Regions from separate parts of the Homo sapiens genome. Here region 2 is linked to region 1. A link is an interaction called in ENCODE POLR2A ChIA-PET data of the cell type or tissue named here. Cell type or tissue: OCI-LY7. All regions are shown on one strand. Each heading gives the region's core, and the rest is flanking DNA. Links, peaks and the distances in the headings are about the cores only. Region 1 holds the start of LOC124905248 (a long non-coding RNA gene). Region 2 has its middle 76 kb from the start of EGFL6.

Region 1 (5,382 bases), core at 158-5,157:
TTTTTTTTTTTTTTTTTTTGGAGAAAGGGTTTCACTCCATCACCCAGGCTGGAGTGAAGTGGCACCATCATAGCTCACTGCAGCCTCAACCTCCTGGGCTCAAGTGATCCTCCCAACCTAGCCTCCTGAGTAGCTGGGACTACAGGGGCAGGCCACCATGCCTGGCTAATTTTTTTTTGTTCTTCTTCTTCTTTTTGTAGAGATGGGGTCTCGCTACTTTGCCCAGACTGGTCTCAAACTCCTGGCCTCAAGAGATCTTCCCACTTTGGCTTCCCAAAATGCTGGGAAGGCAGGCATGAGCCATCTCCAGCCTCAACTTCTTTTTTTAACGATGCCTAAGGCCTATCCTGGCTGCTCTCTTGGAGAGTCATATATATGATAATAGCTCTCTGCAGGCAGAGAGGAGCCCACTTGTCCATCTGAGAAGTTACCACCAAACAGGCAGAGCCCCAAACAGTACCAGGTTCTCCATCCGTCTGCTGTTGCTGCAAACCAAAGCAGATCCTCTCGTGCTGGAGCAGAAAAAGACCCGAGGCCCCAGACCCCAACTCCTGAGACACAGGGATAAGGAGGCCCCCAGGCAACTCTGTTGGTGTGAAGTGGATCTGTTTGGTTTGAGCAGCAAATGAGCTGAATGACTATTGCTTCCTCTTCCTAGTCAGAACTGCTGACTCTGTACATTTTGCCATTGTCTCTCCATTTTCTCCTCTCTTACCCAAAACACATATTATAGTGGGTATCAAGCTAGCATTTATCAAATTCCTTTGTGTGTAGATCATTTCCAGTAATCTCATGAATGCCAGCTTCCAGTCCCTCATGGAGCAGAGATGAGAAGTTCGTAAACTTGATTAACTCCAAACCCCAGCACCCAGGTTCCTAGAATATTCCTTCTTAAAAACTGCCTCTGCTTTTTTTTTTTTCCTGCTTTGTACTTTATCTGTCCCCATGGTAAATTGGTTCATGTGAGAAATTCTGTGTGCAGGAAAATGGGCAATTCAATAATTCATAGGGCTTCCCCCTAACCATATGAAGTTGCCTTAAGCAGTTCTGTCAGAAATAATTTAACTGCTCAGAGCCATGTTCCAACTCCAAAGATGTCAGACAATCGTTTCCTTCCAGTGACGAAAACAAGCCCAAGGCTCATTCATCTAGAAAGTACTCCCTACGACTCATGCTATATACATTCTTTTGAGTGATTTGGAGACTTCTTGCACCAGTGTTTGTGGCCATGTTTCATTAGAATGTTCGGCTTTTGTTTGGCTTTTGTTTCAGGAACCTATCCCAGAAAGCTGAGAGGATACCCAGAATGAGAGCTGTGTTTTAAAAATGAGTATCAGGTCAAATTGCTATGGAGGAATTGAAGAATGATTGGTGCTATGCATGTAATTTTTTCAAGAAGATAATTTATGATTTCTGTTTTTTAACCTTGCTTTTTTCCCTTCAATTCGACATTTTGTGCCTGGCTGCCTTAGAGGTCTCGTGTTTCTGTGGTATATTTGGACTACATATTGAGGGCCCAGAGGCAAAAGTTAGAAATAAATAACGTCTGTACTATGCAGAAAAGAAGCAGAGCTCTGCTCCAAAGAACTGCTCATAAGCAGGTAATTATTTCTTCTAGAGAATGGAACAATCTATGAGGCATGAAAGTTGTTACATAAATCAACTATCTCTGCTCCCACTGGCTTTCTCTTCGTGACAGCCACACCCACTCGGTGCAAAAGTGGTGCTGAATCAACTTCTATGGAGACCGAATTACAGAGTCAATGTATGCACTGTGGGATCATGGGCCTGTGCGATCACTTACCTTGGCAATAACTTTCTACTCCACGTGAACTCTTCAGCCCCCGTATCACTGTTTTAGGACTTGCCAAAACTAAGAATAACTCCTCGTTTGTCTTGACGGCACCTTCCTTTTATTCTAAAATGATGAAAATTACCGGACGCCAGGAGAGAAGAGTGTTGTCCCTTTATCCTCCATCACATGAAGCGTCACTAACATGAAGTGCTCTTGCCTCTGCCAAAAGGTGGTATTCTTCCGTGTGTAAAGAGTCCTGGGCGGTGGAGGAGATGACTCCCTCCGCACGGGGCCTGATGATAGGGTTTGCCCACTCCCAAGAGTAAGGCTATGGCCCCAACCTGACACACAGTGCCAAAGGCCAGGGGTGGTGCATCTCCTTTCACTACTCCTGCGTCCATAGGTAGAGAGATTATTTTGGTCTCGATGTTTACTTTTCCACAGACCACAGGGCGATAACTACACAAATCAATTTTAGTCCACATCAGAATCTACCCTGCCAGGAAAGAAGTTCTTGACATTATCTGTCACAGTAATCGAAGCATGTCCGTGTTTCCTCATTTTAATTTGAATATCGCCTCCACGTTGCAATGTTTCCAACTCGGTCCCTGAGCATGAAACCACCTGCTTGGGTTTTAATTTATGTTATATCCTTTTAGTTCACCCCCTTCCACATGCAGCGAGCAGAAATAAAAATCTGGCCACCTGCAAAGGATTCTTCCTTAACTGTACATAAACCTGCCACCTTTATATAATAAAAGAAAAAATGATTGTGCACTTTAAAAGCCTGGTAAAGACAAGAGGAGCTCAGAGAAGGGGCTCACCCCCAGCCCGCAGTCCCTACTCACTTGCAGTCCCCATCCATCTCCCAAAGAGATGCTATCTGCCAGTGAGCAGGGCGAATTGAAAATGGGATAATGACAAGACTGTGGGAGGAGGCGATTTCCAAGATCAGTTCCACTGAGACAGACTGTGAAACCCCTGGGGCTATTATGACCTCTAACTAAAAATGGTGGCAATGGATCTCTCTGGGCCTGTATGTTCTTGTGCATAAGGCACCTTACTCAACACAATAGACAATGATCAGACAAGGACAGTGTGTGCATTTCAAGAAGCCTACTTCCAACACTGCCTCAACAATCTGTTATTTTTAGAACATGACTAGGAATTGTCTTCAACTGCCCAATTTCTGTTTCCTTCTAATCAGCCTCTTGAAAGACAGTACTGTATTCCTAAAGCAGAATGTTAGAAGCACACAGAATACTAGGAGGGACAACACAGTCATTGTTAGGAGGGCTTAAAAGAAAGAAAGGGCTGGGGATAGTCTTTGGGCCTGTTTTGGCAGGTACCACGGTTCAGGAGTCAGGTAGGTAAAAGTTTACCAGTTGGAGAACTTTCTGTTGTGCTGAGGGCCATCACGCAAGGTCTGAAAACGGAACAAGCCTGGGAGTAGATGTGCTGTGTATACAGCAATGTGGAAATCACAGCCACAGGCGAAGCATTTGCCTGTAATGACCATACTTGCTCAGTTTGCCATAACATACATAACATATGTAAATTAGCACTTAATACACACCCATTAGGGACAAAGATCTGAAGTTGTGTGGACTCTAAATGGAAAAGGTACTATGATTGAAAAATAATAGTCTAGGGCTTGGCACGGTGCCTCACGCCTGTAATCCCAGCACTTTGGGAGACCCAGGCGGGTGGATCACCTGAGGTCAGGAGTTTGAGACCAGCCTGGCCAACATAGCGAAACCCCGCCTCTACTAAAAAATATAAAAAATTAGCTGGGCATGGTGGTGGGCGCCTGTAATCCCAGCTACTCGGGAGGCTGAGGCATGAGAGTTGCTTGAACCCAGGAGGCGGAGGTTGCAGTGAGCCAAGATTGTGCCACTGCACTGCAGCCTGGGTGGCCTGGGTGACAGAGACTCCATCTCAAAAAAAAGAAAAGAAAAGAAAAGAAAAATAATAGTCTAGCCAAGAGGGCAAGATTAAAAGAAATAAGCACACACAGTCATAATACACATCAACAAGTATATGATCATTTACTGTTGGCAAGGTCCTTGGGACTCAACCTACAAAGACCCACTTATTGAAGAAGAAACTGGGACATTTTTGGTTCTCCATTACTTTACCTTGCAAGGTTTAATGGGATAGCCTAAGAAGAAAACCCAATAATCCTAGAAATCACAAGGACTGTTGAGAGAAAAGGGCATTTCAAAATGGCCACATTCTCTCTGGTATGTTTCCTAATTTGTTTCCAGATTTATTTTTATTTCTAAAGGTTAATTAGAAATTACATGTGCATTTCAAATTTGCTTAGAATGTAAGCTGCCAAAGGGCAAGGATGCTTTCATTTTCTCTTTCTGTAACTCTTCCTTGTATGAGGACTTATCTCCGTATCTAGCAAATAATAAGGGTTATCAAGCAAAAGACAGTACACTGCAAGGAAATGCATTCTAGAGACTCATACTTCTGCACTTACTTTATTTTTTAAAATTCTGTACTCTCAGGCCCTAAAATCCCATCCACTGAAATGGGATCTAGAAGCATTGAGGCAGTGTCCCGTACTGGGTGCAAAGACTTGGTGGGAGGCCCTGAGAAGCTAGGGAAACTCAAGGACTGTGAGTGTCTGCCAGTGGGCAGAGAATGCTGCAAGATCAGAGCATCAAAACCAACTGAGCATGTTTCTTGTAGAATCTAAAATAGTCAAACTCTTAGAAGTAGAATGTAGAATGATGGTTGCTAAGGTGGGGGGAAAGTGGGGAGATGTTGGTCAAAGGCGATAAAAATTCAGTTATACAAGTTGAATAAGTGCTCAGAGTCTAATATACAGTAGAGTGACTACTGTGCTGTCACAATACTGTGTTATATACTTGAAATTTGCTAAGAGGGTAGATATCAAGTGTACTCAGCGAAAGAAAGAAAGAAAGAGAAAAGAGAGAGAGAGGGAGGGAGGGAGGAAGGAAGGAAGGAAGGAAATGAAAAGAAAGAGAAAGAGAGGAAGGAAGGAAGGGAGGGAGGGAGGAAGGGAGAGAGAGAGAGAGAAAGAAAAAGAAAGAAGAAAGAAAGAGAGAGAGAGGGAGGGAGGGAGGGAGGGAGGCAGGGAAGGAGAGAGGGAAAGAAGGAAAAAAAGAAAATATGTGAGGTGATAGATAAGTGAATTCGGTTGATTGCAATGATCATTTCACAATGTCTACATGTATCAAAACATCAAGTTGTGTATCTTAAATATATATAATCCCTATTTATGAACTATACCTCAATAAAGCTCCCCAAAACATCAAGTGAGCACATTTCTTTACAATTTTCTCCAAAACCAGCCCTGCCTTAAGTCAGAAGCTCTGATATGACACTTTGCCAAACCAACACCAGGGATTCACCAGCCTCCATTCCCTCTTCTACACACTGGCAGGGCACACTGAACACCGATAGCTAATAGGCCACTCTCTCTGTCACCCTTGAGAATTTCTCTCTCACCAGTTGGGCTGTATGCTTACTTCAAATCAGTTGTAGAATTTGTTCTCACAGCTGTGTAGGCCAGTTGTACTTGTCACTTGAATTCTGTAATTTTATTAAAACTG
Region 2 (5,382 bases), core at 95-5,094, 73 kb after region 1:
AAATCAAAAGACAAAGCGCAAGAAGAAGCTCTTCTTGCCCTATGAGGAGAAGCTTGCCCTGGGAGAAGCAATTTACAACAAATCTTACAGCTAAGGAGCTAAAATTCCTACCATGCAAAGGACTTTTTTAGTTGACTTTTAAAAGGCCAAAAATGCTACAGAAAAATGTGCAAAAGTCCTGAGCAGACAATTCGCAAAAAGAGATGTAAAAATGACTCTTAAACTTACAAAAAGATGCTCAGCTTCATTCATAACAAAAGAAATGCAAACTAAAACTACACTGCGACACCATTCTCAGCTATCAGAGTGGCAACAACTCAAACCTGACAACATGTTCTGTTGTTAAACTGTGGGGAAATAAGCACTCTCATTGCTAGAGGAAATGCAAAACTGTGCAATATCTATGTAGGGATATTTGGCAATATCTAACAAAACCACATATCCATTTACCCTTCCACCTAGCAATGCCACTTGTAGAAATTTACACTGCAATACACCTCTAACGATATTAAAATGCATATGCAAAATGTTATTTATTGCAGTAATATTTGTCAAAGCATAGGACATTGGTTAATCAACTATGGTGCATCCACACAGTGGAATACTATGCAGCTAAATTAAAATCACCAATGAAGGGCAGCTAAATTAAAATATGGTATGCCTCCAGATGTGTTACCCTGAAAAAGATACAATATCATCTATATGATATTCTGCCCAAGAATGCATAACATCTTCAGATTTTCATATCTGTGAGTACAGGACCCTCCTTTCCCTGTGGATCCCAAAGCAATACCTGGAGGGCTTAGGGAGGGGCACCTTGTTTGTATAAAAGAGAACCTGCCTGTACTGCAGTCTACCCCATTCTTAATAAAAGAAACTCCAAGCTTCCAGTTGTTCGGGCTAAAAGCTTTTGCTCCTCAAGATTCAATATCTCCTTCTTTTATATTTTTAAAAATTATTTTATTTTTATTTTTCTTCAAGACAGGGGCTAGCTCTGTCACCCAGGCTGGAGTGCAGTGGCATGATCATAGCTCACTGCAACCTTGAACTTCTGGGTTGAAGTGATCCTCCCGCCTCAGCCTTCCTGAGTTGCTGGGACTACAGGCACGTACCACCAAGCCTGGTTAATTTTTAAAAATGTTTTATAGAGATGGGAGTCTCATTATATTGCCCAGGCTGTTCTCGAGCTCCTAGCCTCAAGCAATCCTCCCGCCTTGGCCTCCCAAACTGCTGGGATTACAAGCGTAAACCACCAAGCCCAGCCAGTATTTCCTTCTTGATAAATTGTAAGAAAAATATAGAGGACTTACTCTTTGTATATCAACATTTGTCTCAGAGGCCCTCTGCTCAGGCACCTCAGGTTTTGGGGAAATAGGAAGAGGATCAGAGGATAAGCAGATTAACACCTACCCCAATCCAAATGTTGGGACTGTACAGCTGGTAACGCTTACGAATATGATATCTTAATAAATTATTAGTTTTGAAGCCCACACTAGAAACCCCTCATTCATTTTTGTAGAGCCAGAAGCACCATTAGATAGTGATAGAGCCCATACTTCCCCTCACCTTTCACTCACCAGCACTCAGTCTCATGGCTACACCTAACTGCAAAGGAAGCTGGGAGATGTAGTCTGGTCATGTGTCCAAGAGAGGAAAGGAAATGGTTTGGTGAACAACTAGCCAGTCTCTGCCACTTTGATAGTAGACTACAAAGAATGTCTTCCCTTTCACTAGTATGAATCTATTATTATTAAATATCAAAACTTATTCTTTATATTTTTAAAATTATGATGGTTTTTTAAAAATGTATTAAATGGGTAACCTACATGAAACTCCTAATGGTGCAGAAAACCCATTAAGTAAACTATAGCTGCCAAACTTTGAGTAACATGGCAGAAAAGTCATATCAAGACATTTCTCAGAAATTTTCCTAGGTAATGGTAATTGAGAGACTGTAGATAGCAGGCTGGTTTCTCCATAAGGAGCAAAATTAAGTGTTGCTGAAGCAATTCTGAAGTTCTAGCTGATAATAACTGCACACCAGCTGTTCCCATTTTATAATACTTTTCCATAAAGCCCCATATTTTAGCTTTTGCCTTTTTTTTTTTTTTTTGAGACAGGGTCTCACTGTGTCACCCAGGCTGGAGTGCAGTGGCACTATCTTGGCTCACTGCAACCTCTGCCCCCAGTTTCAAGTGATCCTCCCACCTCAGCCTCCCCGAGCAGCTGGGACTAGGGGCGCATGCCACCACGCCCAGCTAACTTTTCTATTTTTTAGTAGAGAAGGGGTTTCACCATGTTGGCCAGGCTGGTCTCAAACTCCTGACCTCAAGTGATCTGCCCGCCTCAGCCTCCCAAAGTGCTGGGATTACAGGCATGAGCCACCACGCCCGGCCTTAACTTTTGCTTTTTAAAAAATCTTTTTCCCTTATTATGGAATTTGTATCTTTTACCTGTATGGTGGCTCAAAAGTGAGCAAAGTAAAAAGAAGGAACGCTAAGATTAGAAAAAAAAATAAGAAAAAATCCACAGGACTTCAGAAGTGACAGGCAGCACTTGTCCTTTCTAATGAAAGGTTGGATCATTGTCTGTTGTTGGGGCTGAACCCCATCTGGAGCTAGGGGTGGGAGTCATGAGAACACGGTACAGTTCCCATGATTTTGCCATTGGCCATCTTCTCTCTTTGCTCTTCCACTATGGTCTTTTTCAAATTGCATTTATTCTGCAGGTTCTTGACTCTGCTGGGAAGCCTTAAATCAGAGATCCTGATTTAGTTGGTCTGGGAATTGGAGTCGTAGGCATCAGTATTATTTTAAAACTCCCCGATTTTGAACAATTGGTATTGTTCAAAAATCCTTATGTGCACCAGAGGTGAGAACCACTGATTTCCTCTCTGCATTGCTGTTTGGTTGACTAATTTGGGGCACTTGACCATACTAGCTCTGATGAAACTGACTCAAATGAAATTCAAAGTTCATTCATTTCAAACATATGACGAAAAAAAAGCAGGAATCCCTCCCCTACCCAGGGCATAGTTTAAATTGTGACCAGTGCTAAGAACGGCCTCTGGGTAGCCAAAAATAATGATCACAAAGTTCCTGCCCTGAAGTTGGTCTGATTTCTTCTCACAGGGAACTCTACCGGCCAGGACATTTCTGAATTAGCCACTTGCCTCAGTTATGCCCTTGAACAACTTTGTAGAAAGTTGGGACAGAGCTTATTATCCATATAGATGAGTTGGGTATGTTATCAAGTAGACAATTTGGGGACCCTCTTGGCATTCTCAGTGCAAACTATGTTGGTTCCTCAGTAATACAAGTAGAACAACTGGTCACCCAGACTTGGAGTGAGTGTCCTGCATTGTTTGTAAAGACTGTTTTGCAAGTGGAATTCAAATGTGGTGAATTGCACTAAGACTTCCAATCAAATCCAATTGAATGACATGCATATAGACCAGGGTTTCTCAGCCTCGGCACTATTGACATTTGGGGCTAATTATTCTTTTGTGGGGGCTGTTCAGTGGATTGTAGAAGGCTTAGTAGCATCCCTGGTCCCTACTCACTAAACACCAGTAGCATCCCCACCTCCTGGTTTTGACAACTAAAAATGTCTCCAGACATTGCCAAATGTCCGCTTATGAGGAAAAACTGTTCCTGTTGAGAACCACTAATACAGACTCACTGTTAGTTTGTCAATTAAAAAAAAACCAGTGTTGTTGTTTTGAAATTTCTCAGTTTCAAAAGAATCAGTTGAGAAGGGCTCCCTTCCAAAATTCTTCTCTGTCTGCTTCCTTCTAGTCCCTTCTGCTCCCATCACGCCATGCACACCAGCAGCAAGAGTGAGCATTGCTCTGGGACCACAGTTCTCAACCAGGCGTTGCTCCCCAGGGGATATTTGGCAATATCTGGAGACATTTTTGTTTGTCAATACTGGGAGGTGGGCAGGTGCAACTGTCATCTAGTGGGTGGAGGCCAGGGCTGCTGCTAAACATTCTCCAGTGCACAAGACAGCAGCCCCCAACATACACAATAAAGAATTACTGGGACCAAGATATCAATAGAGCTGAGGTTGATAAACCTTGATTAAAAACAAACATGTCCACAAAGTCCAAACTGAAGAACCATTTGGGGAAATCTTTAATAATATATATGAGTGGTTCTCAATGGGGGTGATATTTGTCCTTTCGGGACATTTGGCAATATCTGCAGGTATTTTTCTTTGTCACAGCTGGGGAAGTGGGGTGCTACTGGCATCAAATGGGTAAAGGCCAGGGCTGCCACTAAACCTCCTATAGTACATTAGAGAGACTCCCACAACAAAGGACCATCAGGCCCCAAATTGCAATAGTGCCAAGGCCTATTACTCTAGGATCACTTCCGTTGTGACCATGGGACCCCCTAGTTTTTCCACCCCTGTTGACTCAGTGCTTTGGCTTCTGTTTTCTATATCTGCCCTAGTGTCACCCATCCAGGTTTGGATGTCTAGACCTGATGCAACTTTGGCACAGCAATAGGGTGGCTCAGAAGGAAGCTTGGCACAGAGCTCAGCTCTAGAACAGATCAATACTGGGAAGCAGGCCAGTTCTCATCAAAGGTTCAGCAGGGTGGGGTCAGGGGAGGCAAGCCACAGGCATAATTCAAGATGGATGACAGCACAAATGGCCCTGCAAAAGACACTATGTTCTGCCAGGTGTGGGGACAGAGTGGCTGGGAATCTGAAGCAGTAAAGAGTTTTACTGTAAAATCAGGCTGCTTCTGTAAAGTCAAGCAATGAGTAAAAGTCCCAGCCAGCAAGCTGGGGTTTGAGGACAGGGCTAAATCCTGGGGTGGGACACCTTGTGAAACAGTAAGTCAGGACCCCAGGAAGAGGCAGGAACACGGATACTTTGTAAACCAGCTGAAGGAGGATTTGAATCAGGGACTAAAGCACAACTGTGGGCCGAGCCTTGTGGTTCATGCCTGGAATCCCAGCACTTTGAGAGGCCAAGGTGGGCAGATGATTTGAGCCCAGGAGTTTGAGACCAGCCTGGGCAACATGACGAAACCCTATCTCTACAAAAAATACAAAACAGCCCAGTGTGGTGGTACATGCCTGTGGTCCCAGCTACTCGGGAGGCTGAGGTGGGAGGATCGCTTGAGCCCAGGAGGCGGGGGCTGCAGTGAGTTTTGATCGCATGGCTGCACTCCAGCCTCTGTCTCAAAAAAAAAAAAAGCACAACTACGATACGGGACAGATGGGAGGCTTGGGCTCAGTTTAGAAAAAGATGTTCGTTAACAGAGTGGAGATGCCATGGGGGAGGGAGGTGGTGACATGGAAAACGTTACTGAGTTCAGTAATAAGCAACAGGACACTGCACCTTGAGTCTGAAAAATAGGAACCCTG

Evidence for each region. ChIA-PET counts read pairs that join two places held together with the same protein. Peaks named below come from ENCODE experiments on the same cell type or tissue, not always from the same donor. Only the 100,000 strongest peaks of a DNase experiment are listed, where the experiment ranks them.
Region 2: POLR2A ChIA-PET joins it to region 1 with 13 read pairs; 7 of 35 experiments call an interaction of 5 or more read pairs at or near these places.

The regions. Positions count from the first base shown.
Region 1 is chrX:13,417,765-13,423,146 of GRCh38, forward strand. LOC124905248 (a long non-coding RNA gene) reads right to left here and starts at 2,341. Exons shown (of 2, transcript XR_007068395.1): 1 at 1,805-2,341. In OCI-LY7, for the core only: no CTCF peak of the experiment used is centred there; no DNase peak of the experiment used is centred there.
Region 2 is chrX:13,490,876-13,496,257 of GRCh38, forward strand. No RefSeq gene overlaps it. Among named protein-coding and RNA genes, the nearest start is that of EGFL6, 76 kb to the right of the region's middle. In OCI-LY7, for the core only: no CTCF peak of the experiment used is centred there; no DNase peak of the experiment used is centred there.